Linked DNA regions of Mus musculus: all the other regions are linked to region 2. A link is a loop called in an ENCODE intact Hi-C map of the cell type or tissue named here. Cell type or tissue: left cerebral cortex. All regions are shown on one strand.

Evidence for each region. A loop is a pair of places that touch in the nucleus more often than their neighbours do. Peaks named below come from ENCODE experiments on the same cell type or tissue, not always from the same donor. Only the 100,000 strongest peaks of a DNase experiment are listed, where the experiment ranks them.
Region 1: it touches region 2 in a loop (2.8-fold over the local background); 3 of 42 quality-filtered maps call a loop at or near these places.
Region 3: it touches region 2 in a loop (2.7-fold over the local background); 21 of 42 quality-filtered maps call a loop at or near these places.

What each region holds. Positions count from the first base shown.
Region 1 is chr16:93,915,495-93,923,494 of GRCm38, forward strand. Cldn14 (claudin 14) reads right to left here. Exons shown (of 2, transcript NM_001165925.1): 2 at 3,537-4,543. The coding sequence starts at 4,462. The coding sequence ends at 3,743. Among named protein-coding and RNA genes, the nearest start is that of Gm31012, 9.8 kb to the right of the region's middle. In left cerebral cortex, CTCF peaks have their summits at 166 (motif pointing left) and 3,014 (motif pointing right); DNase peaks (open chromatin) are centred at 117 and 3,040.
Region 2 is chr16:93,679,420-93,687,419 of GRCm38, forward strand. It overlaps Cbr3 (carbonyl reductase 3), which reads left to right and starts at 3,800. Exons shown (of 3, transcript NM_173047.3): 1 at 3,800-4,194; 2 at 5,628-5,735. The coding sequence starts at 3,906. In left cerebral cortex, CTCF peaks have their summits at 3,381, 4,338, 6,565 (motif pointing right) and 7,752 (motif pointing right); DNase peaks (open chromatin) are centred at 3,377, 3,715, 4,701 and 7,706; H3K4me3 peaks cover 2,311 bases; H3K27ac peaks cover 1,333 bases.
Region 3 is chr16:93,781,575-93,789,574 of GRCm38, forward strand. It overlaps Dop1b (DOP1 leucine zipper like protein B), which reads left to right. Exons shown (of 37, transcript NM_027293.1): 25 at 627-731; 26 at 838-904. Among named protein-coding and RNA genes, the nearest start is that of 2310043M15Rik, 9.3 kb to the right of the region's middle. In left cerebral cortex, CTCF peaks have their summits at 2,779 (motif pointing left) and 4,434 (motif pointing left); DNase peaks (open chromatin) are centred at 4,436 and 5,876.

The DNA of each region.
Region 1 (8,000 bases), 240 kb after region 2:
AGCGCTCTGAGTCTGAGCTTCTCTCCAGGAGGATTTTAAAGGCCTCACTTTCCTGCTTCCTCCCAAATTCTGAGATTCCAGGCAGGTGTTACTGCACCCGAGTTAAGCCCTGCTGGGGCTTGGACCAAGGGCCTCATGCCTGTCAGGAAAGTTCTTCACCAGCTGAACTGGACTCTGTGCCACCTGGTGGTCGAGAACGTCATAGCTACCCGAAGCCAGAGACAAACTCACATCTCCCTCCGTCCCCCCCCCCCCCCCCCCGTCCCCCGTCCCCCTTCAATATTCCTTTCCTTTCCTTTCCTTTCCTTTCCTTTCCTTTCCTTTCCTTTCCTTTCCTTTCCTTTCTCTTTCATTTCTCTCTCTCTTTCTTTTTTTTTAAAGATTTATTTATTTATTATATGTAAGGATAAGGACACCGTAGCTGTCTTTCAGACACTCCAGAAGAGGGAGTCAGTCTTGTTACAGATGGTTGTGAGCCACCATGTGGTTTCTGGGATTTGAACTCTGGACCTTCAGAAGAGCAGTCGGGTGCTCTTACCCACTGAGCCATCTCACCAGCCCCTTTTTTTGTTTTTTTAAGACAGGGTTTCTCTGTATAGCCCTGGCTGTCCTGGAACTCACTTTGTAGACCAGGCTGGCCTCGAACTCAGAAATCCACCTGCCTCTGCCTCCCAAGTGCTGGGATTAAAGGTGTGCGCCACCACTGCCCAGCTTCAATTTTTCTTTATTTTTGAAAATGTTATACTTAGACACACAGCTCTTATCTTTTGAGTTCTTCATTTTATAAAGCTGCTGATTGGGGGGCGGGGGGCATCCCCAGTGACCTTCAAGCCTGCTCTTGTCTGATTAGCTACCTGGTGCTGTCAGATGTGCTGGCTGGTTTTGTGTCAACTTGACCCAAGCTGGAGTCACTGGGAATGAGGAAAACTCAGCTGAGGAAATGCCTCCCTAAGATCTGGCTGTAAGGCATTTTTTAAAATTTGTGATCACCAACTCATGGTGGGTGGAGCCATCCCTGGGCTGGCCATTCTCCGTTCTATAAGAAAGCAGGCCGAGCAAGCAAGCCATGAGGAGCAAGCTGGTAAGCAGCACCCCTCCACGGCCTTTGCCTCCGCTCCTTCTTCCAGGTCCCTGTTCTGCTTGAGTCCTTGTCCTGACTTCCTCCAGTGGTGAACTATGGGTGTGGAAGTGTAAACTGAACAAATCCTGTCTCCCCCAACTTGCTTTTGGTCACAGTGATTTGTCACAGCAATAGAAACCTTAACAAGACACCAGGAGATCTCATGAGGCCTCATGGTCAGAGCAGATTTGTAGGTGGGACTGGCTGAAGGAAACAGAGAGATTCCTCAGATCAAGTCCCCCACCCCAAGCTTCCTAAGAGTCCCGAGAGCCCTGTGATGTCAGGGCAAAGCATGACACTAGAGGCTGTGACAGTGAACTTTGTCAACTACTCTAGAACAATGGTTCTCACCCTTGGGTCAAGATGCCTTGGTGGGCCAGATATCAGATATCCAGCATATCAAATATTTACATTACAATTCATAATAGAAGCAAAATCACAGCTATGAAGTAGCAACAAAATAATTTATGGTTGGGGTCGCCACAGCATGAGGAACTGTATTAAAGGGTCGTAGCATTGGGACGGTTAAGAACCAAGGCTCGGGCTGGAGAGATGACTCAGCAGTTAAGAGCACTGACTGCTCTTCCAGAGGTCCTGAGTTCAAATCCCAGCAACCACATGGTGGCTCACAACCATCTGTAATGGGATCTGAGGCCTTCTTCTGGTGCGTCTGAAGACAGCTACAGTGTACTCACTCATATACATAAAATAAATAAATAAATTTTAAAAAAGAAAAGAAAAACAGAACCACGGCTCTAGAATCGTCTAGCAGATTAATTACCGGGCACATCTGTGAGGATGATTTGAGGTTGGTAAACTGAGGAAGGATGGAAGAGCCGCACAAACTGTGGGTAGCACGGTTCTGTGGGCTAGGGTGCAGGGCTGACGGCAGGGAGAAAGCTGGCTGAGAACCCGGGTCCATCTTTTACTGCTTCCTGACTGGATTCGACATGTCCATGCTCACAGTCCTGATGCTGCGCTGGACTGAGCCCTCAGACTGTAGCCAAAATAGGCCCTCCTTCCCTTGAGTCGCATCTTAACAGGTGAGGTGTGTTGGTTAGCACAGACTGGCCTTGAACTGGCTGTGTAGCCAAGGATGGCTTTGAACTTCCGACCTTCTGATCTCCACTTCCCAATTTCTTCGCTAACAGGTGTGCCTCTCCACGCCTGGCTTTATGTGGGGCTGGGGCTCTAACCCAGCGCTGGGTAAGCACTCACCGATTGAACTTTGCCCCAGTCACTGACAGGTGGCTGTAATTAGGATCATAACTAATACAGGGTTATGACATCATTGACGCCTGTGTAGGTCTAGGGCTTGGGCTGTGACCCTTTCTCCACATTCCGTTTGGATATTCAGTTTTACCCTTTGTGATCATGGGCCAGGGTCTCCCCAGGCTGAGCCACTGAGCCTCACCCTGCCCCACTGCAACTCTCGTGCTGGGGACTCTCACGCTCAGCCCTTGAGTGGGTGTGTCCTCCCCACTCAAAGCCTTTGGCAGAGGCCAGGGCAGAGAAAGGATGTGAGCACAGCTCTAGATTCCCTGGGGTAGGGTGTGGGAGGGAGGTTCAGGGAGACAGCAGACAGCTTTCTGGTCATGTGGTTGGAACCAGGAAGGACACTGGGGTCCTCACAACTTTCTAGGATTTTCTTTTTCTAGGTAAAGGAGCTCCCTAGAACCTGTTGTCACGGCAGCTAGGACTTAGAAAAAGAGGGTAACATTTACAGCTAAGCCCTGGGGGCCAAGCACTCCTGACTGAACTTCGTGCCAACGCACAGAAAGCAGAGGTACCAGAACCTCTTCCGCTTCTCTTTGTAACTTATTAAAGGAAGAACTGTTGAGCCAGCAAGACTCTTATCTGATAAGAGAGGCTTTGGGCAAGCCTATGACCTGAATGGTGTGATCCCAGGTTCTGCCACAAGGTGGCAGTAGAGTAAGACTCTGGGGAACTGTCCTTCACTCTCTACGCTGCCCCCCTTCCCCTTTCTCTCACACACAAGTGCGGGCGCGCGCACGCGCGCGCACACACACACACACACACACACACACACACACACACACACACACTACACAGTGGGAACCGTTTTCAGGTAGACAGCAACACTCGCTTAACTTTCTGCTGTGTGGTGTCCTTTGAGGCTTGCTTCTAGATTTACAGGGGCCTCTGTGACTTCCTGGGGGCACAGCAGTCAGCTTTCTAGATTTTCCCATCATGCACTAGTGGATGCTAGTGATTCAGTGTCAAGGTCAGGGCTCCTGGTCCTTAGTTTGGCTGCATAACCAGGATACTCCAAATCCCCAGGACTCAGATGAGGCTTTCCACACCTTGAAGATGCAGCAGGAGCTACTGCTGCCCGCCTCACAGACCACCTCCACGCGGCTTGTTCCCGTGAGACAAACCAACCCGATGGATGGGCCACGCTTCCAAGACACTCTTTATTGAGCTCTTATTAAGCCACCCGCATAAATACATATAATAAATAAAAAACCAGCACTTTTTAGAAGTCTTTGCTTTGAAGAGCACCTCCTTCCCTGTGTTCCGGGCTTGCTCTCTGCATCCTTCCCACATCCATCATTGGTCCTTTGGGGCCCAGCATCCCTGGCAGAAGCCCGGGGAAGGAACTCACACGTAGTCATTCAGCCTGTACCCACTGTGCGCGGCTGAGGTCACCGAGGGGGCACGGTTGTCCTTGTAGGCCGCTGGTGGGCGGTAGGCAGGGGCGGTAGCCGTGGTGGTAGCTCCGGCCCTGGACTGGGGCGGGTAGGGTCTGTAGGGGGCCTCGTCCTGGCAGGATAAGCAGAGCAGGGTGCCCCCGATGAGAGACAGGGATGAGGAGATGAAGCCCAGGTACAGGGCCTGGCCGATTTCAAACTTCATGCCACTGGGCAGCAGCGGGTTATAAAAATTCTGCACCACGTCATTCGTGGTCCAGGACACGGCCACCATGCACAGCAGGCCGGCCAGCAGGAAGAGCGCGCCCCCCAGCACTGCAAAGGTGGTCTTGGCGGGTGTGCCTTTGGCGCAGCGTGTGCACTTCATGCCCACTACTGCGCAGGCGCAGGCCATGCCCGACAACAGGCAGGAGATGACCATGAGCGCCCGGGCGGCCTGCAAGTCCCGGGGCAGCGCCAGCAGTGAGCGGTAGATCTGACACTGGTAGATGCCTGTGCTGTGCCACACACATTCCATCCACAGTCCCTTCAGGTAGGATACGGCAGTCAGGATGTTGGTGCCCACATGGGCCGTCCTCCGCCAGTGTGGCAGGATGGTGGTGATGAGCGTTCCTACCATGCCCAGGAAGCTAAGCAGGAAGCCTAGGAGCTGGACCGCTGTGCTGGCCATGGCTAAGGGCCCCTGCTAGCCGCGCTGAGCAGTGCCCAGGTCCCCAGGGATGGATCTGGTCCTTAGGTGCCCGCAGGAAGCCTAATAAAGCCAGGAGGAGAGGGAGGGCAAGAAAAGGGAACTGGGTTAAATATTATCTCGATGCCTTTATTTCTGTCACCAAAACACTTTTCCATAGGCAGTTCCTATGATAATTAACATGTCCTGAAAAAAAAAAAATGGAGGCTCCTCAGGGTGGAAGGACAGAGCTGGATGAGAGGATGCAGGTCCCAGCAGCCTGTGCTTCCTGGAGACCCCAGAGCTCCCATTCTCGATGTCTCCGGGACCTACGACTTAGGGAAAGCACACAGAGGGAGTTCTACCTTATATGTACACTCAGGTTTTTCTGTTACACCTCAACCTTCCTTCCACACAGCTTGGACTGACATGCGTTAGTTAGGGTGTGTACCTGTTGTGACTTAGAGAATGGCCTTGGGGGCTGTGTCTGTAAGGGGGCGACTTTCTCTGGCACCTCAGAGGCAGGTCAGGGGCTGTTTTGGAATTCAGGCCTGATGTGACATCAAGCTTGCTGACTCCTGCCCAGGGACAGGATTCCAAGTGGCCAGATGCTTAATGCATCTGACAGGAGTGTAAGCCAGGGCTCAGCCTGCTTTCTTAGTTACAGAGACTGCCCAGCGTAGGGGACCCTCTCAAGCAAGTCAGGACAGTCCCCAGCTTCTCCACCTCGACAGAGTCCGAAGAGTGAAAGGTCCAGGCTTACATTGGGCCCCCTGGCTGATTCCTGACCTGAATTCTAGGCTGCCCCAAACTTTCCTTTTCAAGGTTACCCATTAAAGACTGTCGGAAGGCTTGACAGGAGCCCACAAGGCTTGGTGGTGGACCAGTCTGGGGAGGTCTAAGTGTATTTATGGAAAGCAAGGGGAGCTAATTTTAGAAATCACTAGGTTTTGCTATTTTTAAGTTAAGGATTTTCTAATTTAAGAAGTGTTAATGAGCTTCAAACCTCCCCCTCCAGCTTCCTCCCCCCTCCCCTCCCCCCCATAGCAGCAGCATCAAGCAATACTTCCTGACTTTGCTTCTCGCTTATAAGCCATTCATTCACTAGAAAACACATTAAATGAAAGTGTCTCCTTGAAAACTGCTTAACCCCAGCCCCAACCCTCCTGGCCACAATGTTGCAGAAGGCTCTATCCTTCACTGTGTTTGCATAGGAAGGCCCTGCTAGCATGCACTGGGCTGACTTTGGCATTCCCTGTGGGCTACTGTTTCTCCCATGTCCCCCTCCCCCCTTGCAGGCATGTGTACAACTGTGGAAAACATTTGCTAGAGAGATGGGAGTCCAAGACAAATGTTCGAAAAGCCCTCAGCGGGCCAGGTGGGTGGGGCAGCATCTACAAGGTGAAGGTGTTGGGTCTTGCAGGGGTGGTGTGTGTGTGTGTGTGTGTGTATGTGTGTGTATGTGTGTGTGTATGTGTGTATGTGTGTGTGTTGGGGGTGGCTTTCCTGCACCCTGAAGAGTTTTAGAGACAGTCATTACAGTTCCATACTCTCTAACTTTAAGTACCTATTAGCCTGGCAGGCAGGCATTGGCAGTTTAAATTGACAGGACTTCCAAAGCCATTCAGTCTCACACACATACAGTCTGTGAGAATCACAGGCAGGTAATTATGCAACCGGAACTAAGTGACCTGATAGTGTGCACTGTGCTAATCAGGAAAAGTAGTCGATGTCCTCTCCTAAGTCACACATTAAAATGACCCATTGTAGCTTAACTCCATCTAGGTACATGAGTGACGAGTAAAGAAAACACATTTTCCTAAGAAGAAAGCGAATGTTGGTTAGATAAAAACCACGGTTTGAGGCACAAAACCTGCAGAGGTCACTTCTGCTTTGGTGAGGTGCAGCGAGAGCCTGCAGACTCAGTGAAGACCACAGAAAGCCATCTGGATCACTGGAACTCTCAGCCTTTCTCTGGAGGCATCTTCTCACTATTTAAGTTCTTTACAAATACAGATTAGGGCTGGCAAGCTAGCTCAGTGGGCAAAGGTGCTTGCTGCTATGCCCGACAGACCTGAGTTCGATCCCTGGGATCTAAATGGTGGAAGGAAAGAACCAACTCCTTCAAGTTGTCCTCTGACCTCTAACTGCATGCGCCCCACACATATGTGCACACACACACGTGTAATACACTAACTTAATAAGTAATTTTAAAAGTGCAGATCAACATTTTAAGATGAAATAACTGAATTTCAGTTTAGAAAAGAAACTCAATTTTTTGTTGTTGTTGTTGTTTTTGTTTTTGTTTTTCGAGACAGGGTTTCTCTGTGTAGCCCTGGCTGTCCTGGAACTCACTCTGTAGACCAGGCTGGCCTCGAACTCAGAAATCCACCTGCCTCTGCCTCCCAAGTGCTGGGATTAAAGGCGTGTGCCTCCATGCCCGGCGAAACTCAATTTTCATAGCATTTTTTTCTTAGTGGTGTAGGTTTTCTAGGTTATTTTTCATTTTTCAAAAGTCTGCCCTATAAGGACAAAGTATAAGGACAAAGTATAAGAACAAAGAAAACTAAAAGAAAAAGTATATATTCCCCTGATCAATGCAAGCATTTTTTTAGTGTTAAATGATTATTAAATACTAATAGCTGTTTGCTTTTGCTTTTGTTTTTTGTTTTGTTTGTTTGTTTTGGTTTTTTGAGACAGGGTTTCTCCTGGGTTTCCTGGAACTCACTCTGTAGACCAGGCTGGCCTGGAACTCAGAAATCTGCCTGCCTCTGCCTCCCAAGTGCTGGGATTAAAGGTGTGTGCCACCACATCCGGCGTTTTGTTTGTCTTTTTAAGGGAGAAAGCTTTCTAAAGAAGGTGCTATGAGTGGAACTATATCCCTCACCCCCCAAGATATATCGAAGTCCTAACTCCTAGTACCTCAGAATGTCACCCTCTTTGGAAGTAGGAAGATTACACATGTGGACAGGGACACACTGGGGAAGGCCAGGTCCCTAAACCGAATTAGTGTCTTACAAAGTCCCTGAGGACTGAGGCAGAGTTTGGAATGACTCAGCAAGAAGCCCAGAATGTTCTAAAAGTTTGGGGAGAAAGTGGGGGCAGGCCAACCCTCAGCCCTCAGGAGGAGCAGCCCTGGGGAGCCTAGGTCCCAGACTTTTAGAACCAATCTCTGCTTTGTTATGCATCCATAGCTTAGCCACCCCCTCCCCCAGCCCTGTCCACTGTCCACTCAGCTCAGGAAGTTAGAGAGACACACTCAAGTCTAAAAACAAGAGTGAGTCTTCTCTAGATCAGGGCACTGGAAATTTGGTGGCTTCGTGCTTGTCACTGGTCTATACAAAACAGCCTCTACCTTCATGTCCCTAAACGTAGAAGACTGAAAATGAGGAGACCCATCTGGAAAATTCCCCGTGTACCTGAAGGTCAAAGGCAAGCTCTCCCTAACTGGCCCACACAGGCATCAAATGGCTAGATGTCTCTATGTTAGAGAGAGAGAGAGAGAGAGAGAGAGAGAGAGAGCGAGAGAGAGAGAGAGCGC
Region 2 (8,000 bases):
TTTAAGAGACAGGTTTTTCCAGGCAAGAGAGCACAGACTTGTGAGCTCAGCACGTGGGAGACTAAGACAGGAGGATGAAGATCCAGAGCATACCAGGGGGCAAAGCACGGGACTTGGGAGGACAAAGAATGAAAGAAAACACTGCTTTACTGACTTGCCCAGGCTGGTCTTAAACTCTTGATCTGAAGTCACTCCCCTGCCTCATTCTCCTCCCTTGGCAACCTACAGGGCATGCACTGCTATGTCCCAGTGTGTTTGATACTGTTTGTAAAAGATGCCACTAGAGTTTATTCTCTGCTTTCAATAGAGTTATTAAAGCTCATAGCAAGGTCATCAGAGAACCTTAACTAAATAGTTAGAATTAAAAGAAGTTTTAAAAAAAAATAGCATTGGTCCAAAAAGGTATCAAAAGGTAAGTTGGAAGGAGCTGATGGTGTATTTCAGCAGCTAATCATGTCTGCACTGCACTCTGGTTCCAGCACCCAACCCCAAAAATCAATATTTAAATGCCACCAGGTAGCACTTTAAGGGAAACGTGTAAACTATACTGCCTGAACTAGAAAAGAGGAAATATCTCAAACCAGCAACCTTGGCTTCCAGTTCAAGAGACATATGAGTATATTGAGCCCAAAGTGGGCAAAAACAGGAAATAAAAATCAGAAAATAAATAAAAATAATCAGGGGAAATGGAGAAAAGAGGATCAAGAACAGTAAATGTTGGTTGCTTGGGAAATTTTCTTTTAAAGATGTTAAATCTCTGCCAGACTCACTAGGGGGAGAGAAGGATGAAAAGCCAGACGGTGGTCTGTGCCTGTGGACCCAGTACCCCGCCTAGAGGCTGAGACTGAAGGATTGTTTGAACCAGGAGTTCAAGACCAACCTGGGCAACACAGTGGGACCCTATCTCCCAAACAAAGCACCGGGGTTGTATCAGAATTTGAAAAATCAGAAACAGTGTGCGGTAAGTGCCTATAATTCCAGCAGGATGTAGACGGGAGTTCAAGGTCATCCTTAGCTGAACTCATGGTCAGGCTGGCCAGCAAAAGAGTGCATGTCTTAGTAGGGAGGGAGACAGACTGGGAGGAGGGAAAGAGGGAGGAAGGGAGAGAGGGAAAGAGGGAGGGAAGGAGGGAGGAAGGGAGAGAGGGAAAGAGGGAGGGAAGGAGGGAGGAAGGGAGAGAGGGAAAGAGGGAGGGAGAGAGGAGAAACAATAGTATTATGTTCCTTTAAAAATATATATTTTGTTTTATTTCATGTCTCTGTGTGCTTGTGTGTGTGTGTGTGCCTGTGTGTGTGTGTGTGTGTGTGTGTGTGTGTGTGTGTGTGTAGGTTCCAGATCACTTGCAAGAGTCAATTCTTTCCTTCTACCTTGTTGACCTCAGTGATCAAACTCAATTCATCAGGCTTGGTGACAAGTGCCTTCCCCCTTTGTTTAATAATCACAGAGAACCACACCCTCACCAACAACTTCCTACTTGAGAGGTGTCCTGGTGTCCTATGAAATCCTTGCTGCTGGATGTCCACAACACAGCAATCTCACCAGCCTCAGAGTATGGACTTAACACAGGTCTCCATTTCCCCCCAGGCATTGACATAAAAGCCACAGCTCTCACCCTTTTTGTTTGGTTGGTTTGGGGTTTTGCTTGTTTGTTTTTCCAGGCAAGGTTTCTCTGTGTAACCCTCCCTGGCTGTCCTGGAACTCAATTTGTAGACTAAGCCAACCTTAAAGTCAGAGATCTGCCTGCCCATGCCTTCCAATTGCTGGAAATAAAGGCATGCACCACCACCACCTGCTCTCAGCTCTGATCCTAAAGAAATTTATCCTGGGGGCATTTTGAGTGACCACGGCCTGGAAACACAGAATTAGGATCCCCAATTTATGTTCCAACTCAGAAGCACTTTCCCGAGGGTTTTATAGTTTCCCAGAGGATGTCATGAATCTTTGAAATCCATGGATGGGCACAGCAGAGAGGCAGGTACAGTGAGACGGAGCTGTTCTGTGGGCCCAAGATGCTACCTCAGGACATTCTTAGCTCTCGGATTGCTGGAAGCCAGTGTCCCACCGCGTCAGTAGCATCTAAGAGGCTTTTATTTATTATCACGAGATGTTGGCTCAGATTTGACAAGGAGAAGTTGTTCCAGAAGCTAAACCTAGTCCAAGATACTTAACCTCTGAACCTGCAGAATCCCAGTCTCCCCACAGCAGCCTGTCCTTCAGTCTCTTCAGGCACAGAACTCCTTCCAGGAGTCTTGTAGACAGCCAGGCACAACTTCTTCTCAGGAATTCTCATTCACAAGGATATGCTAGGCAAGTGCTCCATCACCGAACTACACTCTGAACTCCCCACTGGTCTTTAGGAGAGAAAGCAGAAAAAGTTGTCCCGGACTCTGTAAATGTTACTCCCATTGCTGCCTTGATCACATAACCAAAGAAAAAGCGATTTAAGAGCGGGTTTATCCTGGCTCACAGTTCGAGAGTCCAACACTGTGGGGTCCTAACCACATGAGCATAAGACAGATGGTCAAACTGTGTGTGGGGGTTGGGAGGAAGGGGGCGGGGTTCCCGTGTATGCAGAGGTCAGAGGTTGACAAATGTCTTCTGCTATTCATCTCTTCCTGATTCTTTGAGGCAGGGTCTCTCACTTGAACCAGACCTTGCAGACTTGGCTAATCAGCTCGCCTCCGGAAATCCTGCTTCTGGGGTCACACAGCAGCCACACTGCCCCACGTTGTGTGGAGCGGGGATTTGAACTCTAGTCCTCATAACCTTCACCCACGGAGCCAGCTCCACAGCCTTGGCCCAGCTCACTTTCTCCGTTTCATTCAGTCCAGCATCCCAGTCCCTGGAACGGTACTGAGCTTAGGGTGGGCCTCCTACCCCAGTCAGCCTAACTGAGAAACTCCCTCAGAGACAGGCTGAGAGAGAGGTCTGTCTCCTAGATCCTCTCAAGTTAACATCACAGGCAGGCTAGGCCCCCACAGAGCTCACCTTCCTCACCTCATTTGAAACAGAAGGTGGAGTCCGTAATAAGAGGCTAAGGCAGTTTGGCCGGATCAGCTCGGGAAACGCTGAATCACTGTGAGTGAGGACTTAATTGTCCTTCAACCTCACAATCCCTAGCCAAGTAGGATCAGCACAGACTCGATTCCACCCAAGAAGGGAGGAGGTCTGATTGCGTGCCCACACTTAGACACGCCTGGAATTTTGTTCGTAGGTTCAGCATCTCCTTGGGAGATGACTCGCATAGACTGAGACCAATGCAGATCTATCTGCATACCCAGTACACTTGGAATAAACCAAAGACCGGCACTGAGGACTCCCGTACTACTCAAAACAGTTCGATAAACATGAGCCTTCTCTCCCACGTGGGGGCGCACCGAGACCTCCAGCCGCGAGGGCTCGCCCACACCTGTTCAGTCTACTCCCAGGCACTGTTCCCTGAAGTCCCTGAGCAAACCGCGGGGTGTGTTAAGTAATCTCAGAGCGAGTTCCGCAGAAGCAAACATTTGCATTCTGCAGAGAACGACGGGTTCTCGCCCAAGAAAATTACGGAGCATTTGTTTTCCTCCTTTTGAAGTTTCCCCAAAATAGTTGTTTCAATCCGACTGCCACGAGTCCTGCTGACCCCTTCCTTTGGGAGCAGCGCTTGTCCCTGACCACTGCTTAGCTCGGAACCAGGATCTCTACACTGGCCGGCGGGCGGGCGGGCAGGCGAGCGGGAGGAGGCGGACCCTTCGGGAACAGACGGCTCCTCCTCAGAGGGGAGGGACAGGCTTCTCAAGGCCTTGCTCTCTAGCAGTCGCAGCGCCGGGTCCCAGAATCTAGTCCTACGCCACGGTTTTGACCACGCGTGACCCGCTGCCCAGCCGGCCCGGCCATCAGGTGGTCCGTGTGTCCCTCTGACATGTCGTCCTGCAGCCGCGTGGCCCTGGTAACTGGGGCTAACAAAGGCATCGGCTTTGCGATCACGCGTGACCTGTGTCGGAAATTCTCCGGGGACGTGGTGCTCACGGCGCGGGACGAGGCGCGGGGCCGCGCGGCGGTGCAGCAGCTGCAGGCGGAGGGCCTGAGCCCACGCTTCCACCAGCTGGACATCGACGACCCGCAGAGCATCCGTGCGCTGCGCGACTTTCTGCGCAAGGAGTACGGGGGACTTAACGTGCTGGTCAACAACGCGGGCATCGCCTTTAGAAGTAGGTGTGGGGCTCCAGGAGGAGGTGTCCCGGGGTTTTCCGAGGGTGCTGGGCAGTGAGCCTCTGGGATCCGGAGGCTGCGCCATCCCGCCTGGGTGCACCCGGCTCGCGCTCTGCGTGGCGAGTTCCCCCGTGCGGTGACTCGGGTGCGGGCCCGCCCAGGCACCCCACTCCATGCCCGACCCGGCCGGCGGCCTGTGCGGGCCTGTGCTCCGCCGGAGGCCCTCCTTGGAACTTTCAGCTGCGCCTGTTTGGAAGAAAACCGGTCTCTTGGGAGGGGACCACGCCTTGTCAAGCTCATCAGCTTTCTGTCCCACGCACGAAGGCTTTTCTCAGAGAAGGGTCTTCCAAAAAAATAGGGTTGGAGCTTTCGCTTCGCGTGAAACAAGGGCGAATTCATAGATGCCAGTAGATATCTGCTGAGGACAGGAAATGGGTCGCCCGGACACAATTAGCGCCCTGGCACGATAGTGGGTTTCCTACCCGCTTTAATGGAGCGTTTTGAGAGGCTCTGGCAAAAAGGAAGCGAGCTCTGCTTCCCTCCTCCTCGGGGAACTAGGTTTGTTATTAAACTTGCAAGTGCGGTTTGGAAATCATCTTCCTTTAGGGGAAAAAAAACCCAAAAAAACAAAACAAGATCGCTTACTCTAACAAATGTCCAATTAGCAAAATTATCCAGTTGCCATGTGCTGGAACTGAAACAAACATTCCAGCTTCACTGAAAATGCTGAGAGAGCCGGAGACTAACGAGGGAGGGAGACTATTGTGCAGCCGAAAACTCTCCAGTTGGCCCTGGACACCCATAGGCGCCTTGCGTGAGAGCCAAGACACCCTTGTACCCGCACTTCCAAACTCTGGCATGTGGGCTTTGGGGAAGGGGAGGGGCGAGCTCACCACCTCAGCCACTCTCAGCGTTGTCGGATGGAAGGTTTGGTGAATTATGGCCCTGGAGGTTCATACTTAAATGTGGGCCATGTGTATGCAAATCTGAGCAGCAGCTGCCCCACCACACAAGCTGAGGTCTTACACCAGCCTCACCAGAGCATCTTTTCCCAACCTCCAGGAACCCTATTCAAGCTTGAGACAGGAAGATCAAAACTGAGTGTTCTTGAGACGCGACATGAGCGTGGCTGATGAGAAACTTGAGGTGTGGACCAGAAAGTTCTTTCCTTATGCTCTTAAGACCTTTAGAATGATCAAGTTCTAGTTTAAAGGTGTGTGTGTGTGTACTTTACAGATGTGTGTATCACCACACTCAGCAAGACTGTCCTAAAGTTAGTACACTTTCCCTTTAGCTGTTATGTGATGAGATCCAACTTGGCCACACGAGTTTCAGAGGAAAATGTAATTCTTTTTTCTTTTCTTTTCTTTTCTTTTCTTTCTTTCTTTCTTTCTTTTTTTTTTTTTTTTTTTTTTTTGTGTGCTTTTCAAAGTGGATGACCCAACACCCTTCGACATTCAAGCTGAGGTGACACTGAAGACGAACTTTTTTGCCACTAGAAATGTCTGCACTGAGTTACTGCCTATAATGAAACCACATGGTAAGTCCAAAGTAGGACTACTGTCCCTCGGGAAGTGGCCCTCGGTCCCTCAAATAGGGCAACCAACAGGGACCACTCAGGGCTGCCATTTGCTTGTGAGATGGAGGGTAAAAACTGCCTTATTTTATCAAGGTGTCTGGCTCTGTACTTGAGCCTTTTGGCTGTGGTTGTCAGAACCCTGTGGTACTGATCAGTTCTTGGGGTCTGTGTCATGAGCTCAACCTCCATCACAGACTGCAGCATGGCCCCAAAGGTCTGTGACAGTCTTAGAGAGTTGCCCTCCTGCCCCCGACATTGCAAGGATGGGCCCACCCCTGACTTATCTGCCATTATAACAGTCCTTCTGTTCCTTTCTTATGTCAAACAAACAAACGAACAAACAAACAAAAAGCTTATGAGAAGGTGTTTTTCTAAATGTTGTCAGCTGAGAGAATCCGAAAGAAGTAGTTTTTTGTGGGGAACACCTTACCTCCAGCCCATGAGGGTTCAATATTTATTATTAATTATCATTAGTTTCCTTCTAATGTTTATTGGGTGCCCACCATTATACCCAGCACTGGTAGTAAAAACTGGGCCCATCATATACAAGAGGACCCTTTCATCCACAGAGCCTGGAGCTGAGCTGGGAGATAGAGATTTTCTAACAAAGACTCTAAGGTGTGAGATGGCCAACTTGATAGAGAGAGGCACTTCTCTGGGGATTTCCCTTTTCTGAGATTGACTGTGGTTCTGAGGGGAAGCGCTGTTGTTTTGTTGTTGTTGTTTTTTTAAGGCTTTAATTTATTTTATGTATGAGTACTCTACCTGTATGTGCATCTGTTCACCAGCAGAGGGCATCAGATCTCATTACAGATGGTTGTGAGCCACCATGTGGTTGCTGGGGACTGAGCTCAGGACCTCTGGAAGAGCAGTCAGTGCTCTTAACCTCTGAGCCATCTCTCCAGCCCCCGGCTATTGTTTTTAAAAAACATAATGTTCAGGGCCAGAGAGAGAGAGTTCGGAGATTAAGAGCACTTGTTGCTCTTGCAGAAGACATGGGCTCAGTTCCCATGGTTTCCTGCACCTATATAGCTCACAGCCATTGGTAACTCCAGTTCCAGAGGATCCAACACCCTATTCTAACCTCTTTGGGCACAGGGCAATGTGCACATACATACATACATACATACAGGCAAAACACTCATACAGACACATAGAATAAATAGAAATTAAAAAATTTAATTTTCTTAATATTTTGAAAGAGAATTAGCTCAGGATTTAGGAGAATTGGGTTCCCGCCCCCCCCCCCTATTTTTTTTTTTTAAACCAGGATCTAACTCTACAGTGTTTTCTGGCCTTGAATTTGCCTTGTAGACCAGGCTGGCCTTGAACCTCTGACGCCTCCCCCTGCCTTTGCTTCCTGGATGCTGGGATCCCAGGCATGCATCCCTATCCCAGCTTATCTGTAAGAAAATGTCAGTCTGAAAACTGTAGTGAGAGCTGAACTTGGACCCCTGCCCGCCACCTGCTCACTCCTCCCTCATTTCTTAGTGGGATGGATTCCCAGGAAGTCTCAGCCCCCCCCCCTCCCCCCCCCCCCCCCCCCCCCCCCCCCCCCCCCCCGCACACACCTGCGATCCCTGAACTCAGAAGCCCAGCTTGGCCTTCACTGCCGATTGCCTGATCGAATAAACTTCATTCTGTTGAAATAAGAATTACAGCATCAAGTGAGAGCCAAGCCATTTTGAAAGTTAAAGGAAAGCTCTCAGAGGTAGGGGGAGGGGCAAGAACCAGGTGAACCATCTTTAATCAAGCCTGCAGCTTCCTGCCCTGAGGGATCTCTGACTGATAGGGCATCTGCCTAGGACAGGTGACTTGGCTACACACTGTTCGCTGAAAGACACCGTGCTTACTATCACGGACTTATACTTTCTGTTTAGCTTTTAGCACCTTACTTTCCAGGATCCTAGGTCTTGCTTACTCACTCAAGACAAAAAATAGCTTCAACAACAATTAAGTCACTAGAGGGAGCTACTTGCCTGTTCTTTCTTTAAAAAACAAAAACAAGTGGAAGTTGTTTCTGTATGCATGGAGACACACATAGACACACATGCACAAGCATGCATGTGCACACACACACACATGCACACTCATGTGTGCCAGACAATGCTGCCGCTGGTAGATGGTGTGGTGTCGTCCCTCTTAGAGCTGGCTGGACCATCTGGTTAATAGGATGATCTTTGATCACCCTCCAGAACCTCCCACACATGTGTCCCCGCATCAAAG
Region 3 (8,000 bases), 100 kb after region 2:
GCCACTCTTTGGGATAGCCAGTGCTACTGTGACACCAGCTGACCTCTGTGGCTTTTAGTGGCTCTGAGCTGCTCAGCAGCTTCAGGGCAGATTTTTATCGTCCTTCTGCTGCAGAGGAGGAGCCACCAAGGTGGAACAAGAGGCAGGAAGGTAGGCACCAGGGTGTGGACCTGGGGCCCTCTGACTGCATCTGTGCTTTAGCAAACTGTACTGCAGTGCCTGGCTGCACAGCCGAGATGTCAGCACCCTCCTCGCTGCCGTAGAGGCCTGACCCTCTCGAGAGCTGCCCTGGGCAATGGTCAAATGCGTGTTTCACCTCCCTTCACGCTGCGTCTTTACCACCCATGATGCATGCTGTCCTCAGCGCTGGGCAAGCATGGCCAAGAATGAAAGCTGAGCAGCTGGCCAAGGCTTTCATTTTCCAGACAGTGAAAGGCGGAGTGGCCACATGTCAGAAGCTGCTCCAGGTTCCCCACCTGCAGGTGCTTGCCCCAGGACTGACTCTGAGCTTGCAGAGACTGTAATAAACTAAGCCGGGCAGCCATGAGGCCAGGCAGCTGTGCTGTTCTCCCAGCTGCTTCCCTGCATCTGAAATGTGCTCAGATTTGGTCTTGTTTTTTAAACAGACTGTCCATACCAGACCTGCAGGAGGCCTTCCCTTCCCTCCTGGGCGTCCTGAAGGAGGCTGCGCAGCTGAACCTGGCTCCCCCTGGATACTTTCTGCTTCTCAGGTATAGATTCTCCACATCCACACAGATACAGTGTTTTCTATAGGAGGGATACATTTTATCTTTATTTCTGTAACATTTTGACCAGAAGCTGATTGTCTCTCAACAGCATGTTGAATGACTTTGTGACAAGAACACCCAACCTGGAAAGCAAGAAGGACCAAAAAGACCTGCAGGTGTGTATATGAGACTGTTGGGGAAGGTCCAGTAGTCTGTCATCCTGTAGTCTGTAAGAATGCCACTGTTGCTAATAACCCTTACCCAGAACTGCATCTTAGCTTTGCCTGGGTTCTAAGCCTCTTCCACTCAGGAAGGAAGATCAAGCAGTCTTGGGCAGGGTCTATTGTGAGCTGGGCATTGATATCTCTAAAGCACGAATCTTTCTCCTCCCAGGAAGCTTTCCTTAAAACTTTCTCTTTGCCCCAGTATAAAAGCAAAGCGTGTTCATAAGAAAATTCAAAAATTCAAACAGTAAAACTTACCCAGATGTAGTGGCCCATGCGTATAATCCCAGCATTGAGGACCAGAATACTAAAACCAGGGTGCTGAGGCAGGGGGATTGCTATGAGTTCCAAGCCACATAGTGAATTCTATGGCTACTTAGTAAGGATCCATCTCAAAAACAAACAAACAAACAAACAAACAAACAAAGTCATGATATACTTCGGGCATCACTGGTCTGCAGTTACGAATATTAAGTCTGTGGCTATTCTTTTTAACCAAAGACTCAATTAAAAATAGATGTACAGTATTCCTTGACTACAGAGATGACCACTCAACCATTTATAGTCATCTGAATGTCTACTCAGTGGCTGGTACTATACTTGGGTATCCAGGGCTTAAGTGCAGCCCAGAGCATTTAGATCAAGGCTTTTTGGGTTTTTTGTTTTGTTTTGGTTTTTGGTTTTTTTTTTCAAAGGTTTTATTTATTTTATATATATGATGAGTACACTGTAGCTGCCTTCAGACACACCAGAAGAGGGCATCAGACCCCATTACAGATGGTTGTGAGCCACCATGTGGTTGCTGGGAATTGACTCAGGACCTCTGGAAGAGCAGTCAGTGCTCTTAACTGCTGAGCCATCTCTCCAGCCTGACCAAGGAGCTTTTAAAGGCAAAAGTTACTTCCTGTTGTTTCCCTCTGCAGCTGCAGGGGAGGTTTGCAGAAGCAAGCAGTTAAAGAGCAGCTAAGGTAAGTTAGCTGGGGGCGTCTTGGCCTCTGGTCCTGGAATAGAGTTGGGCAGTTTTCTACAGGATTCTCCATCAAGGAGATCAAATTCTAGTTAAACCTGACATGGCCTGAGCAAGACTACAGATGAAAGAAGCTCTGCCCTGTCCTGCCCTGTCACACTCACATGTAAGATGGAGGAACCCCTGCCCTGTCCTGCCCTCATCCTCTCCATCTCCCACCTCCCTTAGGATTGTGTCTAACTCTCTTACAACCTAATTCTGGCTTCATGACACATGTACACACGCATGCACATTCATGCCTACATATACACACATAGTTGCATACATACAGATAGAAAGTTCACATTATTTGTCTTATTTTGCTAACATGATGATTTCCAGTTGCCTCAATCTTCCTGCAAAAGAAGATTCATTTATTTTTCCTTACAGCTACAATTTTTACCGCATTTTCCTACCTATCTGTTGATGGACATCTAATCTGGTTCTCTTTCCTCCTGGCCCTGTTTTCTGAGAAATGGTCTTGCTGTGTAGCTCAGGTTAGCTTTAAACTCAGAGTCTTCCTGCCTCAGTCTCCTCAGGGCTTGGGTCATAGGCCTAGGCCGCCAGCCCAGGCTGGTCTCACTGTTTCTGTGCAGCTGGGGACCAGCCAGGACTCCTGAGCTGTATACCAAGTCACTTCAAAATTCTTACTCTTGCTGAGTTTCCCAGAATAGCTTTCTGATCTTCCTGCTTTCGCCTATAGTTGAGGCTTGAGAGATGTCTCAGTGATTACGAGCACCAGCTGCTCTTGCAGAGGACGAGGGCTTGGTTCCCAGCACCCACATGGTGACCCACAACCATCTGTAACTCCAGCTCCAGAGGATCTGGCGCCCTCCAATGGACTCCAGTGGCACTGCATACATTTGGTGCACAGACATACTTGCAGACAAAGCACCCTAAAATAAAAATAAATAAATCGTAAAGCTCTTATTGCACTTAAACAGGCAACATTTTGTTATAGTATTCCAGCAGGCCCGCCATGGAAGCAGCTTTTCCAGATGAAGGAAAACTAAGGAACCAGTGACCTAACGGGATTCTGAGTTGTTCTGTGTATGGGGACAGAGGGCAAAGCACATTAACACAAACTCCCAGAACCTGTTGTTTCGTGTCAGGCTACTCCTCAATGGAGTTTAAGCAGAGACCAGTTAGCACAGCCATTCAAACGTTCCTTGCCTGGAGGTTGCAGGGTTTTTTGTTTGTTTGTTTGTTTGTTTGTTTGTTTGTTTATTATATGTAAGTACACTGTAGCTGTCTTTAGACACTCCAGAAGAGGGCATCAGATCTCATTACAGATGGTTGTGAGCCACCATGTAGTTGCTGGGATTTGAACTCTGGACCTCTGGAAGAGCAGTTGGGTGCTCTTACCCACTGAGCCATCTCACCAGCCCCCACCCCACCCCCCACCCCCGTTGCAGGTTTTCTTCTTGCTTTCTAGGAAGGCAGGGTAGCAGCCTACAGGTTGGGACAGAGCTGCCGTGGAGCCCTCCACCAGTAGTGCTTGGCTGTGACACCTACCACTGTCTGGGATTCAAAGAAGACAGTTTGGGGAGCTGAAGAGATGGCTCAGAGGTTAAAGCACTGACTGCTCTTCCAGAGGTCCTGAGCTCAGTCCCCAGCAACCACATGGTGGCTCACAACCATCTGTAAAGAGATCTGAGGACCTCTTCTGGTGTGTCTGAAGAGAGCCACAGTGTGGTCACTTACATAAAATAAATAAATCTGAGGAGGAAGAGGAGTCTGGGGGAAAAAGAGAGAGGAGGAGGAAGAGGAGAAGAAGATGATGATAAAGATGATTCTTGAATTTATTTACAGTTTTGATCAAAACCTGGAGAGAAAGAAATTTTTCTTCTGCCCCTGTCTTCCCCAAATCAAGCTACCAGGTTTAGAAAGGACAGAACAAAAGCCAGGAATGTGTAGATTTACACACAGACCCCCTAAGTAAAAGGCAGGTTTATTCAGGATTAGTTACGGGGGTCGTCAGGGTAGGAGGTCCATGAAATCACCACGATGGTCTGGGTTTGGGGGTCTGGTCGTGTGTCCTGTGTCAAGTGGTCACTTTAGAATCTGAAACCAAGTGTGTGCTTTGTCCAGTGTTCTGGGCCGGCTTCTGTAAGCCTGGCAACCTGGTGGGACTCTCTTTGTTCTGTCTCGGAGTCCCACGAGCACTGGCTTCTTCCTGGTGGAGGAGGGGTGTCTTCTTTGTCCCAAAGACCTCCCGCCTGACAGTCACCTTTTGAAAACAGGTTTTGGTTACTTGGGCTCTGTTAAAATTGCCCTGGTTTCAGGTACATTTCTCAGTCTCAAGGGATTTGGGACTTTGTGACATCCGAATACCTTTTACTGCGTTGCCACATGGAGTCCATCAGGGCAGCTGAGGTACTTAAAAGGGATCTAAGCTGCTTGCTTGTTCTAGAGGGTCCCAGCAGAGCTGAGTGCAGCTGGAGCCAGCGGTGAAGCTAGTGAACATCGCCACCTACTGGAGGGATTCGAGCAGAGCACTCGCTCACTGTCAATAGAGCGTTACCATCCCCACAGCTCACCGTTGCCTAAAGGCATTACTGGTGAGCCCTTCTGGGTTTCAGTCTGTCCCAATGACGAGGAGTAAAGAGGTGGCCCTAGAGTTTCCCTGGAGTCCACCTAAAGTGGCAGCATCATAGAACAAAGTTACACTCCTGTGGAATATAGACAGGGCATAGTTAAAATTTACTCTAAAACAAGCAGCCAATGCAAAACACAGCTCCTGCTTCAAAGGGAATTAGAGTTTATTCTGAGCCAAATATGAGTGGCCATGGCCTGAGGCACAGGTTTGGGTTGCTGTGACCGATGTGTTCCGACACCAGAAGCAATTGGATGGACTTTCATTGTCATAGAACAAGAAAGCCATAGAGCAAGGCACACTCAGTAGTCAGAGGGAGCACGGGGAGCAGGTGAGGCAAGCCAAGCTCTATCACATGGTGTCTTTAGCGGTTATGGGTTTTGCCTGACCGTTGAAAGGATGTTAAGTCAGCCGGAGGTGTGGGGATGGATTCCGATACTGAACTAAAGGCAGTTCATAGAGCCCCCAGCTCTGCGTCTGCAGCATACCTAGTCTCTGCAGCCCTCAGTGGCTAAGAAAGGGTGCTACCTTTTGTCGGGGATCATCAGTTCACAAAGCTCCATTCCCTCAGAATACATTTAAGAGTATTGGGTCAGCGGCCAAGAAGACTTGCTCTTCTTGTGGGGAACCCAAGTTTGGTTCCCAGCAACCACATTGTTATAAAATACAATTGACCCATCCAGCAGGTCCAGTTATTCGAGGGTCTCGAGGGGACCTTCTCCTAAGAACCAAATGGGGGGAGGGAGAGACGGAAACCAAGTGCAAGAACGACAAGGAAGCAGTCTGAGTAGCATCAAGGTCTCTCTGTATTCAGCAAGGTTCAAGGCTTAAATGCACAAGCAAAGGAGGAAGTACTTCTCAGCAGGAGGGATGGGGCAGCGGAAATTTTTCTTTTGGCAACTACACGGGGGAAGCAGGAACTTGGTGGTATCAGGGTACATCTTGTGGTCAGGACATCTGGCGCTGACTTAGGGCTGGAACATTCTGTGGTTGTTCTTGGAACGGTGCGTCGGTGGCCCGCTTTTGACCCCCTTTTCTTCTCGGGGGAGAGGCCCAATTAGAGATCAAGACAATAGAGTTGTCTTAATATCTCCCAACATACAATGGGATGAGAGGAAGAGGGAGAGAGAGTGTGTGTTTTATCAAGAGAAGGCCAGTTTTTATGTTTTTAAATATTTTTCTTTGATATTTCATAGGCTCATTTGATGGAACTCATTTCCCAATACCCTCTCCTCCCCCTCCTGCACCTACTGACCTGGCTCCTCCCCACAGGTACTAACAAGTCACTGAGCTCAAAGGGGGCTGTGTGCCTGACCACACGTGGGGCGTGGGTGTGGATAGCCTGGCTGTGGTTACCCAACTGGGGAGACTGTCTGCCTCTGCCGTGACCAACAGAGAAAGCTTTGTTGTAAGCATAAAGTTCTAGATTCTGGTTTTCTATATGTGCATAAATTTTGTTCTTAGAATACAGACAGTGCCCTCCTTTTTTTATAGCTAGCTATAAATTAGATATAAATCCTTTCTCTTAACACATGAGTTTACAGGCCTCCCAGTACGGCTTACAGCTTTTATAACTGCTCAGGTCGTCAGTGATGGCACACCTGTGTGCTCTTCATGCCTTTTAAGTGAATGTATATGTCCTGCTTTAGGCTGGGCACAAGAAGAAGACCAAACAAAATTACATTTCTTGAGTTTAAAAATATTGGAAAGTATAACCAGCACTTAATTACAAGCCTCTAGAATCCAGTTTATGTCTATATTTAACATATAGTCTTTCGAGTGACACTTTTTCTGAGGAGGTGTGAACACACATCGATTTCCCCCAGATAGGAACGGATGACTGAGCCGCAGGCCTCAGTTCCTGAGCTGAGTCTCCTAGCACAGGGCAGGGCAGGGCTTTGGAGGCGGACCACTTTTGCTCCTAGCATGATAAACCACAGAAAGCCAGAACTAGAAAAGACGGCTTTTTAATAGCAGATGGAAATGTTAGGAGGTTGCTCCCAGCACTGTGGAATAACTGGTTTTTACTTGGTTTTTATTCGGTTGGTTTTTTGCGCTGCAGTGTGGTGGAAGGGGTTGAATCCAGGGCCTCCTGCATGGGAGGGGAAAGCACTCCTGGCTTCAGCGACTGTTAGCAAATAACCTGCGTGTTCTCCAGCTTCCTTCAGGATGACTGCTTACTTAGAGTGGTGTTCCTGGAGTTTCAGGCAGAAGCCATTGCTCCTGCATGTGTGCTTGCCTCTGTGTGTGTGTGTGTTTGTGCGCATGTGCGAGAACATGGGGTCCTGGCTGGTGGCACTGTTGGGGAAGAATATGGAACCATTAAGAGTGGGAGTCTCTGGAGGGAGTAGATCACTGATGGAGCCTTAAGGCTTTATAGCCAGCCCCCACTTCCTGTATGCTCTCTGCTTCCTGGGGTAAATACAGTATATCTAGCTGGCCCCCACTGAGAAAGAATTATCACTTCAAAATGTAAGCCAGAATTACCAACACCCAGCTCCACCCCAGCCCCACCCCTTTTCACCCCCTGCCTTACATTGTTTTCAGATATTTGGTCATAGCAACAGAAAGGAAAACCACTCGAAGGTCCAGCAAGCTAGGCTCAACTACTGGTCCACTGCTCCAGTGTCCGCAGGTACCTCCCCAGAGCCCTAACAAACACTCAAGGTTTACACAGAGCAATAATTGAGGGGTAGGCAGGAGATGCTCATAGCAGGCCTAGCGAAGGTGTGGTCTGGGCTTCTTGTCATAAAGATGTTTATCCACTGGCACCTTGAGGAAAAAGAGAGTCTCATGGTCAGCCAGAGAGAGAGCAAGATGGAGACATGCGGTGGCCAGTGTTCTCAGTGTCGAAGCATGATGGAGGGGAGAGTGGGTGACTAGTGCTCTCTATCCACTTTGTCACCGTGCACAGCTTGTTACTTACAATTGTACCTTAGATCCCGGGCGGGCGAGCACCAGTCCCAGGAGGTTGATGTGGTTTTTGTCTCGGGGGCGGGGCACTGTTGGGAGGTGCTGCTGCTGTTGTTTTGGTTGTTTGGAACAGGAGTCTCCCTGAGTAGCCCTAACCCTAACCCTAACCCTAACCCTAACCCTAACCCTAACCCTAACCCTAACCCTAACCCTAACCCTAACCCTAACCCTAACCCTAACCCTACCGTAACCCTAACCCTAACCCTAACCCTAACCCTAACCCTAACCCTAACCCTACCGTAACCCTAACCCTAACCCTAACCCTAACCCTAACCCTAACCCTACCGTAACCCTAACCCTAACCCTAACCCTGAGACTCATTCTCTGGGCAGTCCTCGCAGTTCAGCCTCCTGAGTGCTGAGATCACAGGCGGAGGGAGCCACCATGCCCAACCCAGGCGATTCTGTCTGTGCCTCTTTCTCTTCCTTTCTCTCTGTGGAGCCTTGGCTGCCCAGGCTTTGGACTGAGAGGTT